4 separate regions of the Homo sapiens genome follow, and regions 1, 2 and 4 are each linked to region 3. The links are chromatin loops, found by intact Hi-C in ENCODE. Cell type or tissue: heart left ventricle. All regions are shown on one strand. Region 1 overlaps LINC01182 (long intergenic non-protein coding RNA 1182). Region 2 overlaps LINC01182 (long intergenic non-protein coding RNA 1182). Region 3 holds the start of LINC01182 (long intergenic non-protein coding RNA 1182). Region 4 holds the start of LOC101929048 (a long non-coding RNA gene).

Region 1 (5,000 bases), 200 kb after region 3:
CAAGAACACTTCTCATCTATGGTGGAAAGTTACACTTGTGAAAAACAACTCAATTTTAAACCAACAATTTTGATTTGGAGTGTCCATCCTTGTGAGTTTTGATTTGGGATTCATATTTGAAGCTGTCATTGTTTTTCTCTAGTCATAATATTTAAATCTATATGACACACCTGTCACAATTTATAGTTTTATGTGCTTTTCCTTGCACCTCAGCTTCAGATGCTCTGGACAATGACTGTTTGTTTGTAAGTGTCAACATGCACACCTAAGTAAATGTTATGTTTACAGCATAGTCCATTTTTGAATATAGACTATTCCATAAGGAAGCAACTTAGATGAAAATCCATTTAGCTCTTTTCAACCATCACAGTAATAGATACACTCTCAGAAATTTATTTTAGTTATATGCATACAGAAGACCAATGATGGAGATCTATATAGCATGTTATGGGAACAGATAAGAGGGGCAAGTTCTCTCAGTTACATGGGCAGAGTCTTAAGGCATAAGAGGAATATAAACAAATCAAGAAGGGACAGGACATTTCAAGCAGAAGCAAGGCACTGAGAGAACAAACAGCTTGGTATGTACTAAAGTACAAGAAGTTTGATCTTTGTTGAACATTAAATGCCATGCAGAAGCGGAAGATATCGGAGCTGGTGCAGCAAGCAGGAACCAGATGGGTCATCAGAAATCTCTAGGAGCCATTAAAGAGCTCAGATTTTCTCTTGTTGACATGGTGAAGTAGGAATGCAATATAGTGGTTCAAATGACAGCTGTGACTGTTGGAAATGCATTTTTCTTTTCCTCCTATTAAGATTAAATCCACAACCCTGTTATTATTTCTGTCTGTTGTTTTTAGCCCTGGTTTTAAAACTAGTGAGGAAACATCTAATTTCTCCTGACAGTCCTCAGATATTTGAAGATAGAGCCTATGTTCCCTGAGCTTCTCCAAGGGTAGTATCTTCCTGGTTATGTGGCCTCCAGACATCTTATCATCCTGTTCTTCCCTTGATATGAGCACCTCCCAAGTGCCAGGGTTAAGGGATTGGCAGAGGTATGCTGTTTTTAGGATTGAGTGTGGGGAAGCAATTCAGCCTCAGATGCCAAGAAATTGGATGTTTCGCTCATCTCTGTGGAAATTCCCATTTTCCATTTGAAATTCAGTTTTTTGTTCCTTTCGTATCCAGGTATGATTTTCTTAAGGCTTCACTGATTCCAAAGAAATGTTCAAAATTCTCCATAAAGTTTCTATATATTTTCTGGAATTTACTTCTTATGAAGCTCCTCTGTCTCATATTTCTGCAGTTATATGTCTTGTCTTTTAATGGCTATGTCAACTTAGTGCGTAGAACAGGATGTGGTAGGTGCCCAATAAATATTTTTTGAATGAATAAATAGACTCAAATTTATTCATTGAAATGAATAGATTCAGGTACAATTCAGCATTTTCATTGGCTTCTTTCTAGCTTTAAGCGTTTTTTAATTTAAGAGGAATTTATTGAAGATTGATGGTCTCAACAGAGTAAGGCTGCAATTTTCTACTTTGTTCCTTTTCTCTATCCCTGTTCTCAAATTCTTTCTCCATTGTTCCCTGAAAGCTGCAAATTCTTTTTTCTCCATAATGGGTAATAATTCAGGTCTCCCTAGCTCCTATGGTTGTAACTATACATCTGTTAAAAAGGGTGCACTGATGAACGCCTAACAACTTGCTTTCCAAAAATTATCACCGTGGATGATTTCAAACTACTAATGCAAAGTCAATGAATATTGCATCAGGAAGAGATTGAGCTCTTGAGAGCTATGATGAGCTGGTTCCAGTCCTCCACTGAAGGGCTCAAAAACCAAAGGATCTGTCCTCCTCAGAGGATGGTTGAGATCACATACAGCTACTCTTTTTTCTGTTGTTACATTAAAAAAAAAAAAAGCTATTCAGCATAAACTAGACTTTCTAAACTTGTAAACTAATGGTAATAAACTGGGAGGAGTGCTGCCCCCAAGAGGGGATTTGAAAATTCTCAGGGCTATCTGGGGCTGTAGCAGTAACTGGGATACTACAGACATTTAGTGGGCAAAGGTCAGGAATGTTGGGTATTCTTCCACATGAAAGACAGTCCTGCACAACAAAGAATTGTACTGACCAAAAAGTCTATGGTGAAATCCTTGGAAAATTCTGCTCTGCACCATGCTTCCCACAGGTTGGCTTTCTGCCGGATCATAGTCCTTTATATTCTGCTAAACTTTTGTGAGGGAAATAATCACACCCTGCTGCTTACAGGAAAAGGAAGTCCTATGCTTAGTGACAGATGCTTATTTTATTTCTAAGTGATTGAAATCAAACGCATTGGAATGAAACTTTTTTCCCTATTAACCTTTAGCAGCATTTATAATGACCATGTTAAATCAAGCCTCATTACAATGCCATGGGGCCTGACTGAAATACTGCAGGTATGATGCTGAGTAATTTCATAAATTATTAAGTGGTAATTGAAAGTAATATGGCAGAATACATTTTACTCCTGAGGGGGATAATACAGAAGACTTTGGAAGGAAATAAAGTTGGTTAAAATATAGCATATAGGAAAGAGTTGGAAGCTGGGTGGAGAGGAAGGGTAACAGAAGTCCCGGACATATCATTTAATTTTTGGCTTTGGGTGAAAATATGTATTTTGGATACTGGGGTTTCACTGACTGCTTAAGTGGTTAAGGCCCCTGCTTGAGACGTTGCAGACACTTCAACTCCTCTCTGACTTCCTGTGCCCAGGCAGTCATCAGAGCAAAAGGATCAAACTCAAATTATTTTTTTATACCAATTGTTTCTCCATGCCATGTCTTTATTTCAGTTACGATTCACTTCAAGTCCTCACCTCCCAAAAGCTTTTCAGAAGCTTTATTCTAACAAAAATCCCCAACAGTGAAGCAGTTAATGCTTGTTGTGAAAAACTAAAATAATAAAGAATATAGAATTACAGCAGGGAAAGTCTCTTATTGTCACACACAGCCTTTACTAGAGGCAATATATTCCTCCAGATCCACACATATAGCACTTTAAAAGCTTAGTTTTCTAACAAACACTCATACTATATGGACTGTTCTACAACTTGCTCTTTTTATTCAATATTATAGCTTAGACATCGTTTTATGTCTACACATTTAGATCTAAACTTTAAAATATTTTTAAAATTATAAGCATACTGCAAAGCATACATAATTTTTGTGATTTCTATTTTTAATCACAAGTGAATATACCTGTGTAACCTCTACTTACCACTGTCCTTGAATTCTCCCTCACATCCCTCCCAGTCATTAACCCATCCTTCCTGAATGTAACCACTATTCTAAATTATCTCGCCACAGAGTAGTTCTGCCGTTTCTTGAGATTAATATAAGTGAAATCATTCAATATCAACTCTTTTGTGTCTGGATTCCTTTGCTTGTTATAGCTATGAAATTTTTCCACATTATAGCATGGAATAGTGGTATAGTGGTTCATTTTTATTGCTATATAGTATTCTATTGTGTGAATGTACCATAATCTATTCATTTTCCTTTAGTTGACTTTTAGATTGTAGTTTTGAGTTGCTCTGAATAATGACTGTTTACTTATGTGTCTTTTGATAAATACACACACACACACACACACACACACACACACAAATTTTTCTTGAATACATACCTAGGAGTGGAATTGCTCTGATGTAAATAATGTGCATATTCAGCATTAGCTGCTGCCACCAAGAGCTTTGCCAAAGCAACTATAAATAATTCGGGTGTTCACAGGCTATGTGTGAGGATTCCAGTTGCTCTATATCTTTGCCAATACTTGGTATAGTAGGTTTTATTTTTGTTATTTATTTATTTATTTCAACAGTTTTTGTGGAAGAGTTGTGTATTAGTCTGTTTTCATGCTGTTGATAAAGACATGCCTGAGACTGGGTAATTTATACAGGAAAAAGGGTTTAATGGATTTACAGTTTTATGTGGCTGAGGAGGCCTCACAATCATGGCAGAAGGTAAGGAGGAGCAAGTCACATCTTACATGGATGGCAGCAGGCAAAAAGAGAGAGCTTGTGCAGGGAAACTCCCCCTCATAGAACCATCAGATCTCTTGAGAGTCCTTCACTATGATGAGAACAGTGCAGGAAAGACTCGCCCCCATGATTCAATCACCTTGCACTGGGTTTCTCCCACGACACATGGGAATTATAGGAGCTACAAGTCAAGATGAGATTTGGGTGGGGACACAACCAAACCATATCAAGGTGGTTTTTGGTTTTTGGTTTGGATCTTCATTTTGAAAGATATTTTTTTAGTTACTAGCAAAAGCATTTTAGACTGATAAGTTATTTTTGTCCAGTATTTAAACATTCATTATATTGTCTTTGGCTTCCGTAATTTCTGCTAAAAAATCAGAGGATATATTTTTTTCTCTCTGCTTTTAAGAGTTTCACTCTATGTTTTTTAACAGTTTGTCTATGATGTTTCTTTTGTGTTTTTTTCTTTCTTTCATGTTTCTTTTTTCATGTTGCTCAAGTTCTGAGATACTCTTGGATCTGTGTCTTTTCACCAGTTTAGAAAAATTCTGAGCCAGTCTGTCTTTAAATACTCATCTGATCAATTCTCTCTCTCTTTTTTTCTGGGACTCTAATGAGACATATGTTAGACATTTCCATTTATGTTCCAAGTATCTTTTACTTTTCCTCTCTATATTCATTTCTCTACTTGATGCATCAATGTAAACTCTTTTTGTTTTTTAAAAATTATAGATTTAGGGAGTATAAGTGCAGTTTTGTTACATGGATATATTGCATAGTGGTAAAGAAAGCTTCTGCACAGCAAAAGAAATAATCAACAGAGTGAAAAGACAACCTGTAGAATGGGAGAAAATATTTTCTAACTATGCATCTGACAAATAACTAATATCCAGAATCTACAAAGAACTCAAATATTTTAACAAAAACAATAAATATAAACTTTTTTTAACTGATCTGTGTTCCAGTTC
Region 2 (5,000 bases), 180 kb after region 3:
GCTCATCAAAGTACCAGTGTGTCTGTGTGTGTCCCAGGCTGGTGGATGGTGGGCTTCCAAGGAGCCTCCAGGCAGCACTGATATTCATGACTTCACCCAAGCCAGGATTTTGACCTTGGCTTTGTGGGTTTAGATTTTCAAAGTGTTTGAGTTTCCTGGACTTGGGGAGGCTGACTCTCACTAACAATGCTTTTAGGAGACTGCAGATGCCGAAAGTATTGATTTTCAGCATGAATTCTACTTGTTAGGTACCTTAAACCTGATCAGCATACATATGGTTCTTCTTCCATGTAAGAAAACCACATGAGGAACCAAATAATACCTCTAAGGAGTTTTGAGGAGGATGGAACTGAAAAGAGGGATGTGAGTAGTGTGACTCGAATGCTGTTAGAAGAGTCTGATGTGTCCTTCTTCCTCAGGTGAAAGTTCTCAGACTGAAAACATCTAGATAACCTCTAGCTATGCTAAGCCACAGGCACTTTTATAGGCCTAGAACCTATTTCGTGTCTTTAAGGTGACTTGACAGAGTGTGGTTTTGTCCTCTTATTTTTTGACATATTCTGCAACTCAGGAAACAGTCTTGTTTCCCTTTCTCTATAGCACTCGAGGTGCATCAGTCTGCTCCTCCCTTTGCCTCAAGGTCCCACAGTGGCAAGGGGAGAGGAGACCAGTCTGGGGGGTCTGCTTATTAAGCCTTCATTGCTGTCTACCCCAAGAAAACTCAGAGTCACTGTCTCCTAGGCACTTCTCAGGTAGAAAGAAATCTTTCCTTACCCTCCAAATCTGCTATCCTTCAGGGATGGATTCTCGGGTACCTTCGACCAGCTCCCTGCTCTGTTCCAGCTTCCTGGGCATAAAGGCAAATAATCCCAACGTGTTTGGCTTTGACTTTTTCTCATGGCCTCCTTTCCCAGTGGGTGGCCATATATATTCATTCACATGTCCAAGGGGATTCCTCCTTCCATCCCCCGTTTATTGATGTTCTTGTCACATCTCCCTTAGGAGCTTGTTGTGTCAGTCAAGGTCCCAGCAAGAAACAGATGGCACACTTACACTTGGATAATGTGAAATGAATTTAATAAAGGACTACTTACAAAGCTGGGAGCAGGGCTTAGGGAAACCACGAAGAATAGTCAAATGCCAGAGGACTATGAAATCTAGGTGCTATTGTAGGCCTGAAAGAGTGGAGAGAGGGGAAAGAGAGCCAGAAGACTGCGGGGGCTATGCGGAAGAAACATAGGATTCCTGGCTTTCAACAGAACTGGCCCATGGAAACCCCACGGCAATAGTAATAAATGCCACACCCTCACTCACTTCTCTCCTTCCAATCTCCTGCTGATGCACAACACTGGCCATGTGCAGTTGGTAGTCAGTGGTCAAGGGAGCCCAAGAGTGTGGTTCAGGTTCAGCTTCCCCAGGGAATAGCAGGGTGGACAAAGATAGAGAGTGGATTTGGATAGGCAAATAGAATAATCCAGTAAAAACACTGAAGGCTAGACTTTGTTGTTAATACCTGTATTTTTTGGTTTCCCATCCCACACATAGTAGGTTTGCAGCAGTTGACTTGGCCATGGATTTCTTTGGGTAAGGAGATGATCTTTGATCCCTGTATTCCAGGGCCTATCCCAGTACCCCCAAAAGATGCTCCATAAATGTTTATGAAATGACTAGTGAATGAATGAATGAATAAATGAAGTGAGCTCAGTGGGAATTTTCCCTTAATTTTGCTCACTGTTTCACTCCTTGGAAGTAGCCACTTCTCTGCTTCACTTGTAGGCCAGATCCAGTTATTAAATTTCTAAATTATCCTTCTGTCTATGGGGCTGACTCTCTAATGAGGTCTTGTAAGTCTTTGCTTCCATCCTCGGAGTCCAGACAAGGAGCTCTTGCCTCAGGCACAGCCTCTGTTCTCTGGGATGTCTCACCTTTTTAGCAGGGAAGCGTTCTGTGCCAGATGCTTAACTTGTGTCCTCCTACCAGGGAGATTCCATGAGGAACCTTCTCTGTTCACTTTAGGCAGATTGGATTGGCTTCTCCTTGCTGTACTTCTAGCTAGATTAACTGTTAAACAAATATCTATTACTTATCTGTCATATTCTAGGCACTGTGCTAGGACATGAGAATGTTCAAGTGGGTAAGATACAGTTTGACATAAGGGACAAAGTGCTGCAGTCCAGAAGGAGAGAAGACAAATAATAAATAATTATTTTACAGGGTAATACATGCTATGTTATTATGTTATTATTCTATAATAATTATGGGAGCACAATGGGTGAGGAGGGCACTGTGGGAGCCTGGGTGAGGAGCGCCAACCCACCCGGAGGCGCAAGGAAAGCTTTCTGGAGGAGTTAACACCTGATCTTGTAGGATGGGAAAGAGCAAGATATTAAAGATAAGTGATTCCAAGTCAAGTGGTGAGCAAGATCAAAATGACAGACACTTGACATAGCATGATGTGTGCAAGGAAACATGAACTAATCTGTATTATTAGTGATAACAGTTGAGGAATGGGGGGTGAGAGGCAGATGGAGGGGCAGGCAGGGTTTAGGGTGTGGAAGGCATGGTAAGCTGAGCTAGGGACTTTGTAGGACATTAACTAGAGTGAGGTGAATAAGGCCTATTTTAGGCACAAAATGTAAAAGGGCTTCAAGGTCTCAGTAACTAGGATAAGTAATATTAAATGCAATATTTTAAACAAAATTAATGCAAAAACCCACAGTGAAAAAAAAATAAAATTTTAAGATAAATAGTATTGAGTGAATTCTTATAATTTCATGTTGCTTCAGTATCCATTTTGAATATAACTTTAACTTTCTCATACCAGAAGCAGGCTTAGTCACCCTTGGTGCAGTATCCAGTTTTACAACTCCTCCTAGTTCCTTAAGGTGGTCAGTTCAGCTCTCTGGCTTATATAACTCGTGATAGTTACCTCTCCATGAGACAGCCAGATACAACTGACCTAATTAGCCCCACTGACCTCCACACCCCACATGGACTGTGCAGGTGTGCCACAGTGGCCACCTCTTAGTCACAGCGTGACCCCCATGAAACTAATGCCTGCTTGTACCACCAGTTAGACCTCCCCACAGGAAACCTGCTTGAGTAACTCCCAGGACCCAATAAAGAATTTGGCTTACAGGTCCCCTTCTCTCTCTCTTGCTCCCCACCTGCTGGCTGAATGCACGTGTCCTCAGTGGCTTCCCCCTTTCCAGTGACCCTGGGAGGCATACTGCCCCCTGCACTGTGGAATCTGTAAGTAATAAATATGTCTGTTATTTCATGCTCGGTGTTGTGCTGCCTCCTCCTGTGTCTCCCCTGACAGACAAACATGAGCCTAACTTCTTTCCTGGTCAGGGCTCTCCTATGGAGTGGCTATCTTGGTAGGAATAAACTAAACACAGCTTAGACAAGAGCCACAGGGACATCTGTGAATAAAAGCAAGTTTTCTGTATGGGGAACACCTGGCCATGGCCGGACACTTAGGCATTAGGCAGTCTACCAGGATAAAGATGTATCCCTTGAAAGGCATGCTGTAAACATCCAGAAACTGCCTTCCCTGGAGCCCTGTCGTCAGGGCAGGGCTAGAGTTTATAGCCACTCTCCAGGGAGAGACTTCAAGACCAAATTAGAAAGAATTTGTATCTTTAATATTTACAAAACACTATGTTACTGATTTTTTTCTTTTGCCTTGGGCATCAACATGGCTCAGCATAGCATTATTACTGAGTCTGTCTTTATTGCAATAAAATGTTACTTATCCCTTCAACAAATGGTGCTGGGACGACTGCATATCCACATGCAAAAGAATGAAATTGGATCCCTGCCTCATGCCATACACAAACATTAACTCAAGGTAGATCATAGACCTAAATGTAAGGGCTAAAACTGTTGAACTCATAGAAGGAAATGCCAGAGTAAAACGGTGTGGTCTAGGGTTTGGCAATGATTTCTTAGATATGACACTAAAACTGCAAGTGATGAAGGATAAGATTTTTAAGTTTTACTTTATCAAAATTAAAAATTGTGTGCCTCTAAGGATATCATTAAGAAAGTGAAAAACAACCTATCACCCTTCTGCTCTATTCTATAGCCATCTATTGCTCTTAAAATAAACTCCAGTCCTCCTGCCATGACCTCCCAGTCCTGCAGAGGACCTCTGCCAACCTCTCCAGCTCCATCTCATCTTTTCTCTCTCTGTTTCTTGCTCCACCAGCTCAGCCACTTGGGTCTCCTTTGCCAAGGAGTGTCCTCCCTCTGGAACTCAATACCAGCTCTTTCTTCTTCTGGAATCTTCTCTCAGCTCTTTTAAGGTTAGTTCTTGCTTTTTCGCATTTCATTACACTGTTACATTTTGTGAGACCTCTAAAGGGACCTTCCCTGCTTACAATCAATATCATCACTCAGTGCATTGGTTTTCTATTACTCCTGTAACAAAGTGATACTCACATGGTGGCTGAAAACAATGCAGACTTAGCTGGATGTGATGGCTCATGCCTGTAATCCCAGCAACATGGGAGGCTGAGGTGGGAGCTTCGTTTAAGGCCAGGAGTTCAACATCAACCTGGGCAACATAGAGAGACTCCATTTCTAAAAAACACAAATTAAAAAAAAAAAATAGCCAGAGTAGCTGAGGCAGGAGGATCTCTGGAGCCCAGAAGTTTGAGGCTTCAATGAGCCAGATCGTGCCAATGCATTCCAGCCTGGGTGACAGAGCAAGACCCTGACTCAGGAAACACACGCATGCACGCACACACACACACATACATTTACTGTCTTCAGTTCTGTATGTTAGAAATCCAACATATGTCTCAGTGGGCTAAAATCAAGGTGTTACAGGGCTGCATTACTTTTCATAAAGGACATTTCATTTCCTTGCCCTTCCCAGCTTCTAGAGGTTGCCTGTATCCTTGGCTCATGGCCCCTTCCTCCGCCTTCTAAGCCAGCAAAATTGTATCTCCGACCATTCCTCTGTAGTCACTTTGTCCTTGGACTCTCCTCTT
Region 3 (5,000 bases):
GTTGCTGATTGGCGCCCCCTGCGTGCACAACGGAGGCTGGCTGCACCTGGAGGTTCCCAGCAATTCCAGGCCGGCTCCAGCCTAGCCAAAGCAGCTAACTTCTCTGCTGTCTCGTGGGCTGAACCTCACCGTTTCCCAAGAGGTCTGAATCCTTCTCAAGTTCGTCTTTTCCTAAGTTCTCCCTCGTAGCTCTAGGTTGCTTTGTAGAGTTTCCTTATATCTATACTCTTCATTGTAGTTAATGACTCTGTGTTACACTTGTCCTGTTGAACTTACTGTGTAGTTTCTGTCTCTTGACTGGATCAAGGCTCTCACAGGAGTCAATCCCAGAAAAATGATGAGACAGTAGGGAAGAGAGAAAAGCCAATAAACAGCATGTTAATGAGTAGGTCCCACCTGGGGCTCAGTCGCACTGGTGTCCCTCTGAGAGTATGGGCACCACACACTTTGGCATTGCCCCAGCAAGGCAAGGGGCAAGCAAGGGAGCTGGGTGTTTATCTCCCAGGCATTGCTTGAGGCTTGCTCTTGGGAATGGTAGCTCCCTGGAACTTCTGTCCAGCCTGCATATCTGGACTGTGCAGGGGATACTTCTATGGCCAGAAAAAGCCCTTGGGCAGAGAGAAGCAGGTTCTTGATGCTGAGATGTCTGCGTGCTTGGGAGTTGACCACTGCAGCTGCAGGTGACCTCTGGGGTGGGCCAAGGGGATGTAGGTGGGCAGTGATACATCTGCTACAGACATGTTGCAGGATGCAGGGCAGCAGAAGGAAACTGATCAGCTGGCTGCCAATGAATGGCCCAGACTGATTCAAGGGTAAATTTGCTGGAAGAAGTCCGTTGCAGAAGATCAGATGCTTTCCTGACTGGTGTAATTTAATTGTATGGTCAGTGTTTGCTATGGATAATTGGATTTTTCTTTGACCTTCACAATCTTGCTGGCTCTCTGTCCACACTGAAAGACACTTTTCTAACTCTCTCAAATGCAATAAGACTAACCTTGGCTTCCATCAGGAACTCATGGGCTTGCCATTTCCAGGAGGTGCCGATGGCTGTGGTATCCAACCAGCAAACGGCAGTGGTGTTTGTATTTTCCATTTTGCCCTTTACAAGAACATTTCAGCTGAAGCAAAAGGCTTTTTCCTTTACCCTGGGTTTTTTAATAGAAATCTTGGTGGCATTAAGCACTTTTAATTCTGAGCACTAGCCTGTAAAGTTCAAAGCTCTGTTCTGCTCTTGAACACAGCGGATACCAAGGCGAGAGATTCTAATCACAAGGAATACCAGAAAAAAAAAAATAAGCAGGAGACAAGTTTATTACGAAGGGTTGTGAACAGTATTTGTGATTAATGTGGAATGAAAAAGGTTATTTCTACATTAAAATCATTCACATTTGCAATAATTTAAACAATTTATCTGGTTTCCCCAAGTGGGGATGTGTTCTTTCCACATATAACATGCTCAGTGAAGGAAGAACAAGGAAGGTTACGCTGCCCTGAAACATATCTGGGAGAGCTTTTCGGCTCTGGGAGGATCACCAAGTTATGTTGTTAAGTGACAAAAACAATATCCGGAAGAGTGTCAAACAGCTAATTATTGTGTAAGAAGGAAAAAAAGAAGACTACATTAGTCACATTTACTTATATTTATATGAAAAGCTAATAAAAGTAGCTAGGTATACGTAAGGCAGTCAGAAACAAGACTTTTCAATTATAACTTTTATATCATTTTAATTTAAAAGTTACGCTAATATATTTCCTGTTCAAGAAACAAATAACAACATGCCCAGTGGAAAGCATCATCATTGTAATAATGTCCTAAGATCATTTTTTATGACCTTTGAAGGTAACTTAGGATAGGAAAATGCATTCCATAAAATTCAGCTGCCTGCACATAGTGAATCCTTTGCAAACCCTCGGAATAGGCTGAGGGTTTTTATATGACCATGGAATTTTTTTTTTTTTTTTTGCATCTTTGCTGCTATTCGCCATCCAGGCAGCAGGGGGAGGTGTTTCTCTGTTTTTCTTTGCGCCGCCCACGCCTTCTCCCCAACTTCATATGCAAAACTGACCAAGAATTCTCTAATTCAAATCTATGCACGAAAGGCACCACATTTTCTAGATTCATGTTGTTACTCTCTCATATCCCAAATCTGGGAGACTTGGAGCTTCCAGCAGGCTGCTAATGATTTTTCAAAAGGGGCCGATTGTTGGATTTGCTGGTGTAAAGTTTGTCCTCCCTCTTCTCTGTGCCCCTCCTTGTCACTCCACTCAGCCTTTATACATCACTTGCCATAATCGAGTCATAGAAAACGAAACTTACATTATGGAAATTCACAGCCTTTTTTTTTTTTCCACTTTGTAGATGAGACTCAGGATTTAGAAGGCAAAACAAACAAACAACCAAACAAATAAAAAAGGGATTTATTTTGGACCTTCATAAATGGTGCCAAAGTAAAAACAAACAAACAAAAGGTAAAAGAGGAAGGGACTGTTAGATGAATGTTTATCTCGGCGCCTGGTACCATACCTGCCTTACACACTCACAACGCAAGGAAGGGTGTGTCACCAGAGCCATTTTGCTAAGGAGGAGATTAAAGCTCAGAGGGGCTGAGCAACTTGCCCAAATTTATGTTGCTAGAAAATGATAGAACTGGAATTGGAAGCCAGACTGTATCTAAAGTAGAAACGTTTAAATATTTTCTTCCTATACCACACAAAATAAGCAGAAGGCAGTGTCTCTCTCTCTTTTGTCCCTGTCTGCCCCCCACAGTCTCTGTACCTGTTTTCCCACAAGGGTGTACCACCTGCTCCCTACTCCACATCGCGTCTATAAAGAGAGAGAAGGAAAAAAGGAAGTCGCTTCAAGAGCTCCCCAAATGCTCAATGGAAGTTGCTCTTTGTTGTACATGGGCAGCGATTTCTTTAGAAAAAGTAGTGACGTAGACCTGCCCGAGGTCAGCGATTCCTAGAGCAGTGGACTTGGGGAAGTGCCAGGGAAGCATTATGTTGTTTAAAAAATTGTTTTGGAGCATGTGCTTGTGCGTGTGTGTGTTTCTGAGCATATCTGTTTTCTCACAGGAGCTGCCTGGCAATGGTAGCAGGTGAAGGTCATGGTGAAGAAGATGCAGATATTGGCAATTTGGAGCATTAGATGAACTAATTACAACGTTAACCTAAGGAACAGTGGTGAGACCATTTTATCCAAAGTGAAGTTCTTGAGAGAGATCTTGGGTGGCACCTAGCCTCTGTATTAGATAAAATGGACATCCCTTGGGAGAGAATGTGGCTCTTTTCTATTCTGATTAGGGCAAAAAGAGTCTCCTTTGATGCCAACATGACCTTAGTGCCTTTAAACATATACTATGCTGCCATTTCCACAGAGAGGGACAAGCAGCAGCTTGGGGTCCTTGGGCAGGCAGTGGGGCCCAGCCAAAATTTTCTTAGATTGCTTTATTTTCCTTTAATTATGATTACATGTATAGCAAATGATTATGGTTTTCTATTTGTGATAGTGATAAGGGATGCCTTTTAAATATATGTATTTAAGTAAAAAGGTTAATTTACCCAGCACTTTGGGAGGCCGAGGTGGGCAGATCACGAGGTCAGGAGATCGAGACCATCCTGGCTAACACGGTGAAACCCCATCTCTACTAAAAATAGAAAAAATTAGCCAGGCGTGGTGGCGAGCACTTGTAGTCCCAGATACTTGGGAGGCTGAGGCAGGAGAATGGCGTGAACCCAGGAGGCAGAGCTTGCAGTGAGCTGAGATCATGCCACTGCACTCCAGCCTGGGCGGCAGAGCGAGACTCTGTCTAAAAAAAAAAAAAAGTCAATTTAAAGAAAAACCAGTTAAGTGAATGATAGTAATGTGGAGATGTGAAAAAAAGGATGAAAGTGTCACTAAAATAATTCAAATATGTGGGCTGGGTGCAGCAGTTCACACCTGTAGGCCCAGCCCTTTGGGAGGCCGAGGTGGGTGAATCACTTGAGCCCAGAAGTTCGAGACCAGCCTGGGCAACAAAGTGAGACCTTCTCTGTACAAAAAAAATGAACAAAATTAGCCTAGTGTAGTGGTGAGCACATGTAGTCCCAGGTACTTGGGAGGCTGAGATGGGAAGAGCATTTGAGCCCAGGAGGTTGAGGCTTCAGTGAGCCAAGATTGTGTCACTGCACTCCAGCCTGGGAGACAGAGTGAGACGCTGTCTCAAAAAATAAGGAAGAATTGAAATATGGGGATATTATTTCATTAGTGGATTAGTTTTCAGCATGTCTTCCATTTCAGACATTTTATAATTCTAATTCCATCATTTGAGAATGATGGGAAGATTAGAATCATACAATATTAGAAAAGAAAGGGATAACTGAGTCTGCCCTCCTCATTTTACAGCTGATGAAATGGAAGCTTAGAAAGATGTGACTGGTTCAAGGTCACACAGTGTTCTGTTGGCTCACATCCCATTTGTGTGTGTGCATGGGTGTGTGCACACAGGTGTATGTGTGCATGTGTGTTGATGGGAATGGGGTAAGGGAGAGAGGAGGAAAGCAGCCTAAATATCGAGCCGCCTGGGCTTTAATGTAATTCAGGTTGTCTTGGCACCACGGAGGGAAAGCGGGAAGACAGAGGGGACATTCTTTGAACAAAATGAGAACTCCTAGATAACACGGGGGTGGGGGAATATCCTGAAAATCTAAGTTTCCTGTGCGTGCTACAGCAACAAGGGTAAGAGCTAGCTGATTTCCCCCAGTAAACACAGCAGTGGCTTTTTGCTGCAGAATGTGGCGTTAAATTCAATAGGTCAGCATTAAGCTTGAACAAAATGTGATGACTGATTAGGAAATGAATGGTAAGTCATGGACAGCAGATCCTGATTATGATGATGCTTATCAACACCTCCCTTCCCCACACTGGAACAAACAAAGCTGCACAATGTCCTTGCAGGCTGACAAAACTGGACCCACATGTGCTGGTCCTGGGACAATTGAATTATGGCTATGACAGTCAT
Region 4 (5,000 bases), 190 kb after region 3:
TTGTCATAAAAACAATGTAGATTTTAAATATCTGTGTTTGGGATTTGTTTTTGATTATAAACAGAAACACAGGGAAAACATGCATCTGAGTACTGTTGATGAATAATAATCACTGAGAAACCCCATTTGCCTTTTAAACTCCAACCAGATGTTACCCTTCCCCACTGCAAACCAAGCCCACCCTCGGGCCCATTAAACAAAATGCTGGCTGTCACTGACTGACAAGGTCTGAGGATTGGCTCTTGTTAAATAGCCACAAGGTCATGGGGATTAAACATTCTCCAGGCAGTCACAGGAAAAGTAGAATGTCAGCGCTGCCTTTTCTCTGTGAAGATGGCTCAGTGACATTTTCAGAAAGGAAGGACTACTGCTACCTGTCAGCACTCAATGGAGAACACAAGGTTAGATGCAAAGCAGGAAGGTTACTCACCACCGGGAGATTGGCGGCGCAGCTGCAGCTTCCTTCTGAGATGCAGTGCTAATGGGGCAGACCTGGAGAACTCCTTCAAGGACTGGGAAGTGGAGACCAAGCCCAAAATGAGAAGCAACGTGGCACGAGGGAGAGCGCAAAAGCTTTGGCAGTAGACAGTTCTGGGTTTAAATCTCAGCCCTAGTATTTGCTGATCCTGTGACCTTAGGCGTGTCACATAATCTCTCAGACAGCAGAACCTCTCTTGAAGGACTGTCATGGGTGTTAGTGATATTGTGTGCGAATGCCTGGCACACATTGAGTGATCGCTGAGATTTAGTGACTGCCAGCTTGTCTCAGGTGCCCAAACAACAAGATCCAGTGAAAATGCACATATCCTCCTTTGCCTGTATACCACATCGTTTTTAACCTTTGTACATGAATGACTCTAGTTAACGCTCATGCATTACAGATACAATCAGTTCTCTCCACCACACACACTGACTGTTTTGTTCCATTATTATCTAGCTACAAAATAATAATCTTTAACAAGAAATCCAAATAAGTAAGAGTGTGTGTGTTTGTGTGTTTGTGTGTGCGGGAGCGCACATGGGAGTTTTTACTGAAGATTTGTAGCATCATTGAAGAAGGTTCTCTCTGTGCCATGCTCCTCATTCTACTAAAGACCCTTGTCTGGCACTTTTTATTTCCGGAGTATTTACTCTATCCACTAGGCTAAGATGGAATTAGAAAGTCCAAGTCTTTTTTTCAAGAAGAAAAATGTGGAATAAAAATTATGCAAGTTTCCTAGACTCAACTGAATGTTAAAAATGGACAATGATTCTTGCAGAAAGGAAATAATCTAATTGGACTGAAAGTATACTCAGCCATAAAAAACATTAAAATCACATTTTTTTGCAGCAATATGGATGAAGCTGGAGGCCATTATCCTAAGAAAATTAATGCAGAAACAGAAAACCAAATATCACATGTCCTTGCTTGTAAGTGGGAGCTAAACACTGAGTACACATAGACACAAAGAGGGGAACGGTAGATACTGTGGCTTACTTGAAGGTGGAAAATGGGAGGAAGGTGAGGATCAGAAAACTACCTATTAGTTTCTATGCTTATTATCTGGATAATGAAATAATCTGTATAACAAACCCCAGTGACATGTAATTTATCCATGTAACAAACCTGTACATGTACCCTCTGAATCTAAAGTAAAAGTTAGAATTTAAAAAAGAATGCAAAAATCACAACCTTAAACACAGGGCATCACAGCCTTACACTAAAACTACTTCTACAAGGACATCTGCCCAATAACTGCCTGTTCAACCCTGGACTGGCATCAACCTTGTTATTTCTCTCTGTAGCCATGGATAATTATTTCAAAATGATTATGCTGCATTTTTTTTTCTTTTAAAACCTTTGTCTTCCTTTATCTCCCTAAAACACACATGCTTTAGCATGGCATATGTATTCCCATTGAATTGCTTTATTTCCAAATAAATATATTTTCTTTAAAAAAATTTGTTTACAGAGGTGGAGTGCTCTGAATTGCCTTCTCTGTGGTGATGAGGGTGGAAGGATTCAAGATATTTATGACCCAGTGAGTTAATCAAAGCACATGGTTAGCTGGGTCATCAGCTTATGAAAAAGGTATCAGGAAAATTAAATTGGACTCTTCTCTGTGCTCTACCGCATGTCGGAGGTTAGATAAGGACTTTCTGAACTCTCAGAGATACCAATTAAAAAAATAAACCTGGGTCTGTTTTTGCTGGCTTGTAGTCTGACATTTCAACCTGAGGACTGTGATAGTTCCAGTATTTGTGAAACATAGTCTGAAGCGTTAAAGTCATTGGCACATCTGTTGGAGTATGTTATGCTTTGGCTCTGTGACTCCACCCAAATCTTATCTCAAATTGTAATCCCCGCCTGTTGAAGGAGGGAGGCGACTGGATTATAGGGGCGGTTTCCCCCATGCTGTTCTCATGATGGTGTGAGTTCTCATAAGAGCTGATGGTTTTTTGTGTTTGGAAGTTCCTCCTTCTCTCTCTTCTCTCTCCTGCCACCTTGTGAAGAAGGTGACTGTTTCTCCTTCCGCCATGATTGTAAGTTTCCCAAGGCTTCTCCAGCCATGTGGAATTGTGAGTTAGTTAAACCTCTTTCCTTTATGAATTACCTAGTCTCAGGCATTTCATAATTGCAGTGTGAAAATGGACTAATACAGTGAATTTATACCGGGAGAGGGGCACTTCTATAAAGATAACCTGAAAATGTGGAAGCAACTTTGGAACTGGTTAATGAGCAGAGGTTAGAACAGTTTGCAGGTCTCAGAGGAAGGCAGAAGATGTGGGAAAGTTTGGAACTTCCTGGAGACTTGTTGAATGGTTTTGATCAAAATGCTGATAGTGATGTGGACAATGAAGTCCAAGCTGAGGGGGTCTCAGATGGAGATGAAAAACTTCTTGGGAACTGGAGCATAAGTCGCTGTTGCTATGCTCTAGCAGATACTGGCGCCATTTTGCCCCCACCCTAGAGATCTGTGGAACTTTGAACTTGAAAATGATGATCTGAAATTGGAACTTATGTTTAAAAGGGAAGCAGAACATAAAATTTTAGAAAGTTTGCAGCCTGTGAGTCTTTCCTTTATAAATTACTGAGCCTTGGGTATTTCTTTACAGTAGTGTGAAAATGGACTAATACAGAGCTGCCATATTCATAGATTCTGAGAGGCCATATATAAGACATAACATTCTTCTCCTGGCCTCCAAGAAAGAAAATAAAAATAAGGCATTGCCAATTAATATTAACTCATTATCAGTTGCAAGGTGAATCTGAACTGTAGAGACATCAAAATGTGAAAAACATGCATCTTGGACTGGATGAATGACTGTAGTGTTAGCTTATACATTGCCACTTAAGCTATGAAAAGATCTCACTAAAAACTTACTTGAATGTAACCTCTCTGTTAAAATTTTGTAGATTCCATTTAGTTCCTTAGGTCTACGTTTTTACCCACTCTGTAGCAAGTTGCAGGCAGATGGAAGCAGTGACTCTACTAGTTTGAATCTAAATGTTAGAAGAGGTGTCATTCACTGAATGCCCATTGCCTGTGGGATTCCCTTCTCTCTCTTCTCCAACTAGAGCAAAGCCTCAATCCCTCTGCTTCCTGGGTTTTCTTTGGGAGAACTGCAAATTCTTCAATTCTTTATTAAGCAGAGCCTTCTCATATTGTGTTTCCAGATTTCCAGAGCCAAGAACGAGCAGTTCAACAAAACAAAATTCCCCCATCTAGAAAAATTTCCCTTCCTTCCTTCCTCTCTTCCTCATTTCCTTCCTTCCTTCCTTCCTTCCTTGCTTCCTTCCTTCCTTCCCTTTCTCCCTCCCTTCCTCCATTCCCATCTCTCTCCCTCCCTCCTTCCCTCCCTCCCTCCTTTCTTCCTTTCTTCTCTCTCTTTTTCTGTTTTTCTATTTTTAAAAAGCCTATTTTCTTTTGAAGGCAGCACAGCAAGCATCTATTTTTAATTGTGCATGATCCTTGGGGCCTCATGCTTTAGCTGAAATATCTGATCTGCAATTTCTTCTAAAGCAAAAATTCAGAGCCTTTCACAAAGGAGATTTAGCTGAGCTGCTAAGACAACTTTTCCCTGATGTTACTGTCTATGTGTATGAATGCTGTGTATATATGCGTATAACACTACAATTATCAGAGAGGTCATCTATGCTCTCCTGGGGCTGAAAAGGCAAGGCTTTCCTGTATGTAGTGAGGAGAATTGTGTCTGAGGAGTAAGATCCTTGGTTGTTTTAAACTCCTTTTCTAAGCCAAATAGAAGATGCTTGCCTGGAAGACAGAAACTGGACTATAATGGGAGGTCCTTAAGTCCGGTAGAAGATTTGAATTTGGGCAATTTTTGGCTTGACATCCTACTTGATAAATGCCACTAGCAGCTAACATGAATTAAGTACTTTCTGTGTGGGAGGCTTTGTGTTATGCAGGTAGAAGCAAATTTATATGTCACAAACCAGAAAATGGAGGCTCAAGGTCGTTAAGTAACTTTTCTCATGTGGAGAGAAATAATTATGATGATGATGACAGTGATCATTTTGGTCTTTGAAGACAGTTCTCTCATAATATAGTTTGGGTAGCTAAGAAGGCTTGGGACTCTTGGAAGGTTGTTGTGAAACAAATTTTGGCCCAATCCCAGAATAATAAACTACTTCAGGAGACCTGTGCAGCAAATTGAATCTCAGTGGTAATAGCTGCAGAGTGGAGAGGCTGCCCTGGCTTTCTCCCTGCTCTGGGAACTGTGAGTTGGAGAGAATCACATTGACTTTCTCATGAACATTTTTAACACTTTAAATTTCACTTTCTCCTGCACAGCCTAGCATACAACACACATAAATCCTTTCTTTTCTTTCACAACTATGGCATATCTTATAATTTAGCAACTGTAAAAATGAATAAGTACAATTAACAATGCAGAGCGAAAGACAGTAAGCTTATAACTGGTTATAAGTCAATTGAAACTCATTATTAAGGAACAAAATGATCCTAATTAATATCCCAGTTTTCTGGTCTCTCCAT

What was found. Peaks named below come from ENCODE experiments on the same cell type or tissue, not always from the same donor. Only the 100,000 strongest peaks of a DNase experiment are listed, where the experiment ranks them.
Region 1: a loop joins it to region 3, with 6 times the contacts of the local background. A loop is called at or near these places in 30 of 110 quality-filtered maps.
Region 2: it touches region 3 in a loop (10-fold over the local background); 12 of 110 quality-filtered maps call a loop at or near these places.
Region 4: a loop joins it to region 3, with 3 times the contacts of the local background. A loop is called at or near these places in 22 of 110 quality-filtered maps.

The regions. Positions count from the first base shown.
Region 1 is chr4:13,858,260-13,863,259 of GRCh38, forward strand. The region is part of intron 3 of LINC01182 (long intergenic non-protein coding RNA 1182); the gene reads left to right. The region is part of intron 3 of LOC107986182 (a long non-coding RNA gene); the gene reads left to right. Among named protein-coding and RNA genes, the nearest start is that of LINC01182, 210 kb to the left of the region's middle. In heart left ventricle, a CTCF peak has its summit at 2,008 (motif pointing left); no DNase peak of the experiment used is centred here.
Region 2 is chr4:13,834,150-13,839,149 of GRCh38, forward strand. The region is part of intron 3 of LINC01182 (long intergenic non-protein coding RNA 1182); the gene reads left to right. All of the region lies in intron 2 of LOC101929048 (a long non-coding RNA gene), which reads right to left. It overlaps LOC107986182 (a long non-coding RNA gene), which reads left to right. Exons shown (of 4, transcript XR_001741382.2): 1 at 1-1,584; 2 at 3,195-3,252; 3 at 4,214-4,310. Among named protein-coding and RNA genes, the nearest start is that of LINC01182, 180 kb to the left of the region's middle. In heart left ventricle, no CTCF peak of the experiment used is centred here; no DNase peak of the experiment used is centred here.
Region 3 is chr4:13,654,672-13,659,671 of GRCh38, forward strand. LINC01182 (long intergenic non-protein coding RNA 1182) reads left to right here and starts at 508. Exons shown (of 4, transcript NR_121681.1): 1 at 508-680; 2 at 3,076-3,183. RefSeq lists an enhancer at 33-82. In heart left ventricle, a CTCF peak has its summit at 2,002 (motif pointing right); a DNase peak (open chromatin) is centred at 2,020; H3K4me3 peaks cover 305 bases.
Region 4 is chr4:13,840,331-13,845,330 of GRCh38, forward strand. The region is part of intron 3 of LINC01182 (long intergenic non-protein coding RNA 1182); the gene reads left to right. LOC101929048 (a long non-coding RNA gene) reads right to left here and starts at 575. Exons shown (of 5, transcript XR_925415.3): 1 at 431-575. All of the region lies in intron 3 of LOC107986182 (a long non-coding RNA gene), which reads left to right. In heart left ventricle, no CTCF peak of the experiment used is centred here; no DNase peak of the experiment used is centred here; H3K4me3 peaks cover 753 bases.